3 separate regions of the Homo sapiens genome follow, and regions 1 and 2 are each linked to region 3. The links are chromatin loops, found by intact Hi-C in ENCODE. Cell type or tissue: endothelial cell of umbilical vein. All regions are shown on one strand. Region 1 overlaps DMD (dystrophin). Region 2 overlaps DMD (dystrophin). Region 3 overlaps DMD (dystrophin).

Region 1 (4,000 bases), 58 kb after region 3:
ATACGAAGATTTCCCCTCTCCTTCTTCTTTCTACAAACCATGATAATCTTTTTCCCTTTTATTTGAGGCGGTGATAGGACCCTGATGCAAATTAAAATATAAAGTCATCGACTATGACAAAAGACCCCAGCAACACCTACTTGTCAATAATAAGAAATTAAAGCATTACTCTACTGAGCACAAGGCTGACCTAATTTCCTACCATACAATTTAAATTTTCTCTCACCTGCTTTAGTTTCAAGTAGTGTGCAAGGTTATTATAACTGCCTCAGAGCTGTTCCTGCTGTCAGTGCTGGAATAATCAGACTTATTGGAATTGCTTTTTTAGTTTCTTAAAAACAAACATTAAACACTTATAAAAAGTAACAAATATCTACTGCTGTGGCTGGGAAAATGGCAGTTGCCTAATTAAAATAAGATTTCTTCTGCCACCATTGTTATTTGGTACTGAAAATATTCCAAACAGTTGCCTTTTTAAAAAACTATCTGTCCACTACTTCCCAGGGAGAAAACTAATCGCTATGCAGCAATATAAAAAGGGAGCGTTCTCTTGCGATTTGCAGAGGATTAGAGTTTGGTTTCATATATAATCTGGAGCCCATTGATCCACACACACAAATGATTTCCCTTTAATCTGAGGATCAGACTCTTTTTCTAGAGGAACCTTGGCATTTGCGTGCTGAATTGTTGAACTTGGCTTGCATTGCTGGAATACTGGCAGGGTGTGGATGGTAAAATATATTTTAAAGTTTCTGCTACCGTGGGGCAGGGGTTTGGAGGGGTGGGCATCAATATAAGCATCAGAAATCCATTCTAGTTCCCCATTTCTTGTTCCCTGGGATATTTACCATTTTATTCTGTCTGGCTAAAGCCAGGGCAAAGATGATTGCCTCGGTGGCTGTTCCAGCTGTTAGTTGTCCTCCGTTTTATTTGCTTTTCAAGGTTTAACTCCTACCCACCCTCAACTTTGGTCAAAGCAATTTCTTTTCAGGGTCGTGTCCAATCGGAGATCAAACAATGATGACTGAAACCAATTCCACGGTGTTCAAGGGTCAGAGACCTTTCATATAACCGTGTTGCTTCATTTGCTCCACTCGCTTCTCCAACAGCAAATGTATCCTCCAAAGAGGGGCTTGAGTAAAAGGCAATAAAAAAGCTAGGCAAAAAAAGAAAGGTTGATTGGGGGTGTGGGGGGGGGGGGGGTGGGTGACAAGGAGAGATGACAGGGATAAAGCAGAAGACCAAGAAGAGTTTATTGCCCAAGGAAAAATGTAGATTTCACTTAAAGACGCCACTTAAAAGTTCACCACTTAAATCGGATGGATTTTTTTCATGATGTAAAAACAGTTTATAATTAATATTATGCCTCCCTCGAGCAACTAAACCCCTTCAATTTAAAGCTTCAAACTTAACTTCAAATTTGACTAATATAAGCAAAGTGTTCTGCCCTTTTTATTGCCGTGCTGGGATTGGGAGTGACAAACTTTGCTTGAAGATGAGCACAGACACCTGGAGAAATGCGAGAGAACACCCTAGAAATGACTCCACACCCAATCCCGAAGGGCAAAAAAAAAAAAAAAAAAAAAAAAGCCCAAACAAACAAAAATCCCCACCCCCTGAAATCTTTGACTTCTGGGCTTTAGTTGTTTGTTCTTTCTTTCCTGATTTCTGCAGGTCTTGGGGCATGGAATGAGCACGGTAGAAAATGCAGCGAGGGAAATGTCAGTTGGAATCCTCGGAAGAAATCAGGCAGAAAGTTGACCTTTTGGCACTTGCAGTGCAATGGAAGGTAGCGCCGCGTGCGCCCCTTCCTTCTACGAGTAAGAGCGACGATTTAGGAACAGCCAGCCTTGCTCACGTCCACACTGGCAGCCTGGAAAGGAGTGAAAAGCTCCCCCGGCCCCAATCCCCGCGTGAGGAACGCGTTATCCCCTCTGGGGACGGGGAGAAATCAGCTTTTTCTCTCCGAGCCCGTCCCAAAGCCGAGGGAAGAGGTTCCCCCACTAGCCCGGCGCCTGGGGAGAAACCCCGGGGGCGCACCTGCAGCCGCGCCGCGGGAACCCGCGGGAGAGGTTCCTAGACGCCCAGCCGCCCGGCGCCCCGGGTCCAGCCGCCGCGCCTGTCCAAGTTTTGACCGCCTCAGCTTGCCCCCTGCTCGCGCCACAAGTGCACGGATTGCGGCCATCAGACGGGGCCGGGGCCGCGATCCACTTACCCTTTGAGCTGTTCCCTCATGGCTGCAAGGGCTCCGCGGTCGAGTGTGGGTACGAGTGGAGGAGTGAGCTTCCCAGAGCCGCCGGGCTCCCCGAAAGTGGAGCGCCGCCGCCGCCGCCGCCCAAGCTCACAGCTGAAAGCACTGCGGAGGAGCCGGCGCGGGCGGGCCGGGGAGGGGGCGCTGCGGGCAGACGGGGCGGGGCCGTGTCGGGCTCCGCCCCCACCTAGGGACCTGGGAACCCGGACACCCAGAGACTGGGCAGTTGGGGCTTTCAAAACGGAAAGGAAAAAGAAAAGAGAAAGAAAGAAAGAAAGAAAGAAAGAAAGAGGATGGGGATTTAAGGTAGACCCAGGAACCTGGAAGCCACACACCGCTCTGCTAACACCTCCTTAAAGCCTCTAGCAAGACTACTTGTTGTCTAAATAAATGACCCAGGTGCAAATGACCTCATCCCAGATAATTAAGAGTGTGGGCTTGGAGTTTTCTTTTTAAAAAATAAAAGAAAAAAATTATATACATAATTCTCACTCTCCCTTCCTCCTCAGTTGAAGATTAAAGTGGCCGGCGATAAGGACGTGAAATTGCCGTTAGGCTCATCCTGGGCTAAAAGGGATTGTTAAAAAGACTTTGGATTTGGATTTGTGACATAGCAGCGGATCTCAAAATGTAGACCCTGGGAACAGCAGTTATCAGTATCACCTGCGAACTTCTTAGAAATGAAAATTCCCTGGGCCCGGCCCAGACCTATTGAACCAGAAACTCTGAGCATACTAATGTTTGAGAATCACTGGTATGGACTCTCTAAATTAAGACAATACCACCAGTGCTGTTGCACGGTTTGGTCCTTTAGTATTCTTTTAGGAAGATCTAGAAGGAACTTGTTTCTAATAGAATATTTTATTGGAAAAGTTACAGGGCCTGAACAGTTCAAATAATTCTAATTTTAGAGTTTGCAGTATGATGATAGAAGTTAACTACACACAATTATTTCAAGCTTGGAAATACTCAAAAGAAGAAGAAAGCCTTCATTAGCACAAGAATTTTCTGCAAACTTCACATAACACCTTAGATTAGCATCCAAAGAGCATCTTACGATAAACTGTTAGTGATATTTTCACTGCCCTTCTTTGTCCATTTATTTTGTTGGCTTGCTTTTCTTTTTATTTTCTTTCAAACATTTGCTTTCCACTCTCCTTTCCGATTGATTCATTCCACTTCGGTCTACAGTTTAAATGTGGTCCCCTTTTTAAAATTTATTTCTTAAGGGATGGGGGTCTCACTGTGTTGCCCAGGCTGGTCTCCCAACTCCTGGGCTCAAGCAATCCTCCCACTTCAGCCTCCAAGTGCCTGCGATGACAGGTGCATGCCACCATATCCGGCTTCTTTTGAAATAATCCTTTTCTGCTCAACATTTTTCCCCCTAGAATGTTTTAGGTGGAAGCACACCCGTTTTGCTTTATCTAATGCTATAGCATGGCAAAAGAGGCAAAAATAAAGTATCTGGACAAAAGCAAAAGGGAATGCCAGGATTCTTTATTACCTTTAACAAACCAAATATAAAGGTAAATGTTATCACTAAAGATATGTGCATGTAAGTATGATCGGTATTGCTATTTTTAAGCAAATATGGCACTTCTTCTGGCATTCTGGCTCATACACTGAGATTACTTAGTGTTGCCCTTTAGCAATTTTAAGCTAGTGAGTTGTGGAGGCAGCTGCTATTACGGTCTGAGGGGGGCACACTAAGATTTGCTTTGGCTGAAGTTGTCCCTTGGTCTAATAGTA
Region 2 (4,000 bases), 80 kb before region 3:
CATTTGAGAAAACAGAAAGAACAGATGAGGGGAAGAGGTAAGTCCCAGTAATGGGCAAGCCACAGAGCCAGATCCAGGAATGAGCTTTCCACTTCCTCCCCAATTCAGCAAATATCAGGAGCCTTACGAGGCAATGGCTAAAGACCCACTGGCCTTGATTCATAGATTCCTACATCTGTATGCATTTATTTGTATTTCAAAAGTAGACTCTGATGAGAAAGTGTTCTATGATAAGTCATAATTGGACAGAAAAGTAGGGACTTCTGTCCATACATGTCAATAGCCTGTCTTGGGCATGCAATTTCCTTTAAAATCTTGGTTTTCAAACTGTTTTAACTATAGCAATGGGACATCTCCTAAAACAATCTTATATGGAATTCCAATATTTTGAGCAGTTCAAAGCAGAGCTGTGAGAGATCCTGTACAGCATCTCCCTTTCCCCTCCACCCATCATTCTCAGTGGCTCCAAGAAGACTAAAAACTCCCTGAAACAATTTGAGAACTACTAGTCTGGAATGAAGAGGTATGGAGCTACGACACCAATAGAAACCTTTCAAAACTCACTCAAGGTTAGGGTTCAAAACTTCTAGTATACATTTAAGGATAGTTTCTAAGTTTTTCTTCCCTCTCTCCTTCTCTTTCTTCCCTCCCTTTCTCCTTCTCTCCCTTCCTCTCTTCCTTCTGAATTTCCTACATGACTCAGCGATTTCTTAGGAGTATCAGATTTTCAGCTTGACCACGTAAGGGCCAGGTATTTAAGATGCTCCTCAAGCCAGGGAAAAGAGGGAGAAAAATGGGTACTAGCTCCTCAGCTGTGGGTGTCACTAGTGGGAGATCCATACCAAATGATGTTCCCATCATTTGGGGAGGAGAACATCATTCTTTCCTTGATGGCTGAAATCCCAGTATGAATCACTCACCCCTTCTTTTTGATTCCTTTAGCAAGGTTTTTTTAAAAAAGTATCTTTATGTTTCATAATACTGTCTGGTGGCAGAATTAATTCCCTTCCCCTGTAAGACTATAAGCCTCTTGAGGACGGGGTCCACATGTTGCTCATCCACCTCTCTATGCCCAATGCCCTGTACCGTATATACACACTTTTGGTATTTGATAAATACTGGCTGAAGTGAATTGGTAAAGTAGTAGTTGGGTCATGACCAAGAGGAGTCCTTCTGTGTTATAAGTAACTTGCCCTTCACTGGCACACTTTAGTTTGGATGCCAAAGGTGGGTAACTTGTTTCGGCATGTAACTTTGGTCTAGTTTTGAAAACTTGAGATCTTTAGGAAGGACAGTGTTGTTAGAAAGCCATGTGATTTAGAATGTAATTATGGTTATGTACTTCAGAATGTAACGATGATTCTTTGAATGCTTAATGATACATATCTTTAGTAATTCTACACTAAGCCATATTCAGAACTCAGTTATCAATTGATTATTTCTTAATATGTAGCAGCAAATGACTTGTGTTATGTTCCAGATCCTTCTTCAGAAACCATATTTTATGAAAATGGACCTCCCAGAGCCAAGCTAACTCTAATCTCTTCTAAAATCCTCCCTCATCACTTGGGTCCCCACGTACTCATTAACACATTACAAAAGGAAGGTCCTTTTTTTCACTTTAGAAAAAGTTAAAAACAAATGATATTTTCTACTGTAAAAGGACTAGTTCTACGCTGACAAAACAGAGGCTACTTGATTACAACATTTTTAAAAGTTCTTGACCGATAAATAAAGTTTCAGATATGTTTCATTTTCTAAACATTTATTTTTTTTTGGAAATGAGTTTCTGTAGACCTTCAGTTACAGTGTCCATCTGGCAATGTGATGTGTTGTCAGGAAATGAATCAAGACAAAAGGGAAGTGTGCTGGGGCAGTCCTGAGTCTAAATAAAGGGCTTGGTCAGGTCCCGAGAAGTCTAATTTCCTCGGGCACTATAAAATTGACATTATTGATTGTAATTCATTATTTTAGAGTTGGAATTGCAGGACAGTACTGTTTCTGGGTGCTTTTAGCCTCTTTTATATTAATTCACTGACTATTTAAAATACTTAAGGAAGAATAAGTCCCTTTTTAGGATTTCTGTTATTTTATAAGTCAAAAAAATTCAAATGGCCACACTTGCAGGCTCTTTGGTGAATATGAATATAAATCTATAAATCAATTCAATTTCAGCTCAATAATCTTGTTCAGCTGAAAGTTGATCAGCACAGAAGCCTGTGACTCTATACATGTAATGAGTCAGAATGGACAACGAAATAATAGCGTAAAGCAGGGATTGGCAAATTTTCCCCATAAAGGGCCAGATAGTAAATATTTCAGGCTTTGCAAGCCCACGGTCTCTGGACCAGCTATTCAGCACTGCTGCAACTACTCTGCCCTGGTAATGAGAAAGCAACTATAGGCAACATGTAAATGAATGGGTATGGCTGTGTTCCAATAAAGCTTTATAAAAACAGGTATTGGGCCAGATTTGGCATTTGGGCTGTATGTAGTTTGCTAGTCCTGGATTAAAGGGATAACCGCTCAAATCCTTTGTGGGAGCATACAGGAAACAGAATGGTGCCTGAAAAAGGGCACACCATATTTCTATCTGCCTTTGTTCTTTATGTTGCTCTTCCATAAAAGAACCACAGAATAAGATTTTAATTTTAAAAGACGGTAGGTTTTACAAAGCTGTTGGGTTGGTAATTTAGGGGTATTTGATAGAATGTACGCGGGCTTATTTGAGAGGGGATGGTATGAAAAAAAGAGGATGGCATGGGCTGGTGGAGATAATGTGGCACAGGTCAGTAGGCAAGAGATTGTACAGGTAGCAGAAATAGTAGCACTGCTAACTGCTTTCTGGATTGTTTTACTGCATTAAGAGCTTATCTTGGCTCCTATTATTCATTCATCTATATAAAGTGGTACCACATTTTAGAGAGCCTAATACCATACTACTGACTAGGAGAGCGTTTCTTTCATCAATGCACATACATATAAAAATATCTTTGTTAGTCTGCTAAATGATCAGAGACTTATGGACAAATCACTTAATGGGGTTATTTTTTAAATTACGTTTGTTTATTGTACCCATGTAGTTTTCCTATAGAATGGCAGAGCTTTAGAGAGTACCTTATAGTAAAGTAGATAATGACTTATTACACTATAATTCAATTTCTACACATATACTTACAAAGGAAGAGATTAGAGATAGACAGATTAGATAGAAATTGGCTAATATTCAGTGTTCAAATATACACTGAGCCACTCAAATCTCCCAAGTGTTTGTGAACAACTAAGTATATCTAGAGACCAACCAGAAAGATATAATCACAAAGCTGAATGTTTACACATTCATATCTTGAATATGCTCCTGCTTATATTGCCTATTATGCAGGATAGTGTTGGCCATCGGTTTATCACTAAATGGAGAAGCATGCCACTCATTTATTAATTTTGATAACAGTTTAGCAAAGCCATTAAGATAAGATTAGAAGCCTAACTTAACCTGCTGAATGGCCATAAATAAGGCACTTGACTTTTCTTGGCTTCCAGGTACTCTTTGTGAAAATAAAAGATAAAGAAAGGTTAGCTGACACCTTCAGGACCAACTCTGTGGCAAGGGGCAACAGAAAAGTTGTAAATTTGAGGTACATAATAGCTTACCTATCTATATACTTTATGTTTATGAAGAGCATAAGTTTTTTAAAAACGGCTTTTCCTCTGTGGGCAATTATCTAGCAGGGTTAAGTAAACCACGCGGTGGTATTTAATAGCACATTTCCACTAAATGTCAGACCTCTGGCTCTCACATCTGTTTTGAGTTACTCAAACAGCTGTCCAAAACAGCTGTAGCAATCATGAACTTTGTTTTTTGTAACACAACAATGAGAACATGGATGGTAGTGTTAGAATAAAACTATAAAGGTCTCTGAGACATTAGCAACGTCTTGGCAGAAACTTCCACGGCAAAAATCTCAAAATTTAAATTTTTTTGAAAGATAATTCAACCAGG
Region 3 (4,000 bases):
AAAAATTACCAGCAACTAACTGCTCAGCCCTCTTAAATGCTCAGATCTTCATCAGATTGCCCCTTATTGAAAGAAAATTAATTACTTCAGGCCACATAACACATAATATAGAATATAAATGTTTATCTCCGTAAGAAAAATATCATACTCTATTAAACAACATTCAAATATATGATCTAAAAAATAAATTTATAAATAACCTGTTGCTATATCAGTGTTTTAATATAGATTGCTTTTATTTGCATAGCATTTTCTATATTTGCATATAGAAAACTGAAATAAAGCATTTCACATAACAAATTTATTAATAAGCTAATTTTATCCATGGGGGAAAAAAAGGAAAAATAAGAATGAAAAGTTTTCCATTTTGTAGAAAATGTCTTTCAAGACATGGAATCAATATGAATGCCCATCAATGAGAAATATGGTACATATACACTATGGAATACCATGCAGCTATAAAAAAGAATGAGATCATGTCTTTTGAACACGGATTAGCTGGAGACTATTATCCTTAGCAAACTAATGCAGAAACAGAAAAGTAAATACTGCATGTTCTCACTTCTAAGTGGAAGCTAAATGATGAGAGCTCACGAACACAAGGGAACAACAGATACTGGGGTCTTGAGGGTGGAGGGTGGAAGGAGGGAGAGGAGCAGAAAAGACAACTGTTGGGTACTGCGCTTAACCCATTTATGCTGGAGGCTGCATATTACTTTTTGTGAAAATCAGACCTTGGCGATGACCTTGAGCAGTAGGATAGGAATAATTCCCACAAGCTTAGTGTTCCAATAATGGAACACTAGGCATAAATGGGTTAATACCTGAGTGATGAAATAATCTGTACAACAAACCCCCGTGACGTGAGTTTACCTATGTAACAGACCTTCACATAATACCCCGAAACCTAAAATTAAAGTTAAAAAGTGTCTTTCAATAGTTTTTTGGCTTCTTATTTTATTACGGAAAGCTACTGGCCCTTAGATATTGGTAAAAAGAAAAAGGAGAAAATATTTCAGAATAATTCGCCTATTAGCACTTCAAAATCACAAAGGATAGGTCCCAATGGCGGTTATTTTCGGTGAACAATATGCTCAACTTCCAGCTACTAAAATTTATTAAATCCCTCAGTCAAAAAGAAATCCTGGGCACTAATGGACTAAACAAATTCCTATCACTGGAAAATTTTCTTATCTTTCTCCCTCTTAAGAAAAGGTAGATCAAAATTTAACAAATCCACTTTATACAGCAACTCAGGTCTTCAAGGAGTTAAAATTGTCACCAAATACTTTTCAGTCAGGTAGAAGGAAGTTATACATTCAGAATGCATTCACATGTCATCTGCAAAGAAAACAGTGCCAAAATATATTTGAGGGGAAACCTGAATACAAACTCTTATCAAAACTAATGTGAACGTAGTTCACAATTGAAATCCGACATGTTCAAGGACTTGGTAGATGACTATGATGAATGTAATAGTCAGGTGGTCCTGAAATTTTAAAAAGCAATACCTTATCAAAATAAGAAAGAAAAAAAGGTATAAATTTTAGTTCAAAAGGTAGTAGAAGTCTACAACAAAGGTAAAAGGCAAAACAGTTGTTTTGCAACTCTTTTCAGAAAACCTTCCCAGATTTCCAAATGGGAGTATGTTCTTGATTGGTGAAATGAGGCATGTAATAATTTTGAGATCTAAGAAGAATTTAGGCAAAATTAAGACCAATTCCTTCTGCTCCCTTCTTCAATTGTCTTCATTAAGCTCAAGAAAAAAAAAAATCAGAACTGGGGATATCTCCCTTGTGTGCAATCCAAAACAAACAATTGTTCTCTAAGAGAGAGTGATGAATGGAGGCGCCAAACTGAAACTTCATAAAATCTTATTAAAAAACAAAAGAAAACGAAAAATGTTCTCAGTTTGAGAAGCTAAGTTTGCTGTATTAAGGGCTTGTTTTCATTTTGTTTGGCCTATCAATTCATAATCTTCTGCAAAAGTGTCCTAAGTATCAGCTAAGACCATTCTGATCTGGAGACAGGTGTGCCAGTATCTCCAGGAGCACAGCCATGGCCGCCAGTGAGAGGAAGCCACCCCTGAAGTGCATGGAAGAATTCCAAAATCCATGGGCGAGAAAGGGAAAGAACCAAAGGCTATATGTCGACTCATTCCACTATTTGCAAAATGAGTGTCTCAGGGTTTTGTTTGTTTTCTAATCTGAGAGCAATCTACATTCTGGCTCTTAACTCCTAGCTTATCAAAATATTTTTCAAGTCATAAATGCAAAAATGATTTATCACAGGAAGAGCATTAGGTCCACAGCTTCCAGGGCCCTGTTGTAATGCTAATTACACTTCACCATTCTGTACGCTAAGCCTCCTGTGACAGAGCCCGGGAAATAAAAACATGCCATACGTACGTATCATAAACATTCAGCAGCCAGTTCAGACACATATCCACGCAGAGAGGGACGTTGACCAAATTGTTGTGCTCTTGCTCCAGGCGGTCATAAATAGTGGTCAAACAATTAATAATCTGCAGGATATCCATGGGCTGGTCATTTTGCTTGAGGTTGTGCTGGTCCAAGGCATCACATGCAGCTGACAGGCTCAAGAGATCCACTGCAAAAAACAAATAAAATCACAAATGACTCAAAGAGTAAAACCTTCCTTTCAGTGTCCTTTTTCCTCTGAGAATCCTAGCTAGGACTCTCTCATACCCTTTAATAAACACCAAACGTGAACCACACTCTCTTTGAAAGGTGTTTTATTTTTATGCCTCGACTCTAAGTTGATGAGTTTGATCAGTATTCAGGATCTGAAGTTGTTCTTAAATCTCACTGGCATTGGGTGAAGATATGGGCAAAGATATAATTCCCATCCTTGGATTACTGGGGAATATCTGAGAGTTAAGGGGACCTAGCCTGTTCTACATAAACAGAGTCAATTGTCACCTGAATAAGAAAAAAAAAATGTTTTAGCAGAAATTTTTAAAGAGATCCGATGATACTTTCTTGTATTAGCATTAGAGAAGATCTGTTAGATTAATCTGTATGGCTAAGGTTGTGTAAACTCTATTTCTAGCTATGCATTTATAATCATTAAGCGCTTTTCTCCTTGAAATATCAGTCACCTCAGCATCTCTCTGCTACCCTAATATTAGGTGAAAAAAATACTCTCCACTAAAATTTTCTATAGGCAAACTAAAGTAATTGCATAATCTATCCAGTTTTCAGACCTGAGGCTCGCTTATTTCTCCTTTCACCTTCAAATTGTATTTCATAATATTCTTTCTAAGTCCTCTAACAACTTTATAAGGCTGAGGGAGGAAAATTCCCTTGATCTGAGGAGGTGTTTAATCTTATGCTGGGGACAAAAATTTAACAAAAGTGAAACTTCAACCTTGTCCAACATCAGCAAATCACAAGCTTTATTCCCAAGTGTCATGAAAAGATGCATTTCTCTAAAGCCAATTTATTAGCCAAACTAGAAACACAACAACATTGCTTTTATACTACCTTATACACCTAAGCTCTGGTTGGAATTCTCAGTCCTTTGAGGCAAGGAATCAATGCTAATTAAGTAAATCTCTCATGCATCTAGGGGGAAGGGGCAATTCAATTATAAATGTAGTTCACATAAATAGAGGTAAATCCCGCTCAGTAAACACCTTTCCCAGTAATAAAGAAATGCAAACTTAAGGCTTTAGTATATTTTACAAGTTATTCATGGCCAGTTCTAATTAAATATTAAGAAAAAAACAAAAATAGTGGTTAATACCTATGTAGGTTTGTGCAAAAATACTTTTCCACCTATATTGCGCACACATTTTTCTCTTTTAAAAAAAGGAAAACAGAAAATCCTGGAGTTTCCCCAGAAGCATGAAACAGACATGGTGGTGGAAGCAGGAGTCTGCACTCCTCCCTTGGAAGGGAAGGCCCCTCTGTTTTTGCTCTGAAATACTCTAAAGATAGAGAAATGACCCTTTTCATGGAAGCTGAGACTTTCTTTA

What was found. Peaks named below come from ENCODE experiments on the same cell type or tissue, not always from the same donor. Only the 100,000 strongest peaks of a DNase experiment are listed, where the experiment ranks them.
Region 1: a loop joins it to region 3, with 2.4 times the contacts of the local background. A loop is called at or near these places in 9 of 110 quality-filtered maps.
Region 2: a loop joins it to region 3, with 5 times the contacts of the local background. A loop is called at or near these places in 3 of 110 quality-filtered maps.

The regions. Positions count from the first base shown.
Region 1 is chrX:31,264,595-31,268,594 of GRCh38, forward strand. All of the region lies in intron 62 of DMD (dystrophin), which reads right to left. Among named protein-coding and RNA genes, the nearest start is that of FTHL17, 190 kb to the left of the region's middle. RefSeq lists silencers at 1,913-2,012, 2,353-2,482 and enhancers at 2,523-2,582, 2,603-2,652. In endothelial cell of umbilical vein, no CTCF peak of the experiment used is centred here; a DNase peak (open chromatin) is centred at 2,317; H3K4me3 peaks cover 1,990 bases; H3K27ac peaks cover 569 bases.
Region 2 is chrX:31,127,215-31,131,214 of GRCh38, forward strand. All of the region lies in intron 77 of DMD (dystrophin), which reads right to left. Among named protein-coding and RNA genes, the nearest start is that of FTHL17, 57 kb to the left of the region's middle. In endothelial cell of umbilical vein, no CTCF peak of the experiment used is centred here; a DNase peak (open chromatin) is centred at 1,847; H3K27ac peaks cover 1,232 bases.
Region 3 is chrX:31,207,090-31,211,089 of GRCh38, forward strand. It overlaps DMD (dystrophin), which reads right to left. Exons shown (of 79, transcript NM_004006.3): 65 at 2,409-2,610. Among named protein-coding and RNA genes, the nearest start is that of FTHL17, 140 kb to the left of the region's middle. In endothelial cell of umbilical vein, no CTCF peak of the experiment used is centred here; a DNase peak (open chromatin) is centred at 2,302; H3K27ac peaks cover 1,358 bases.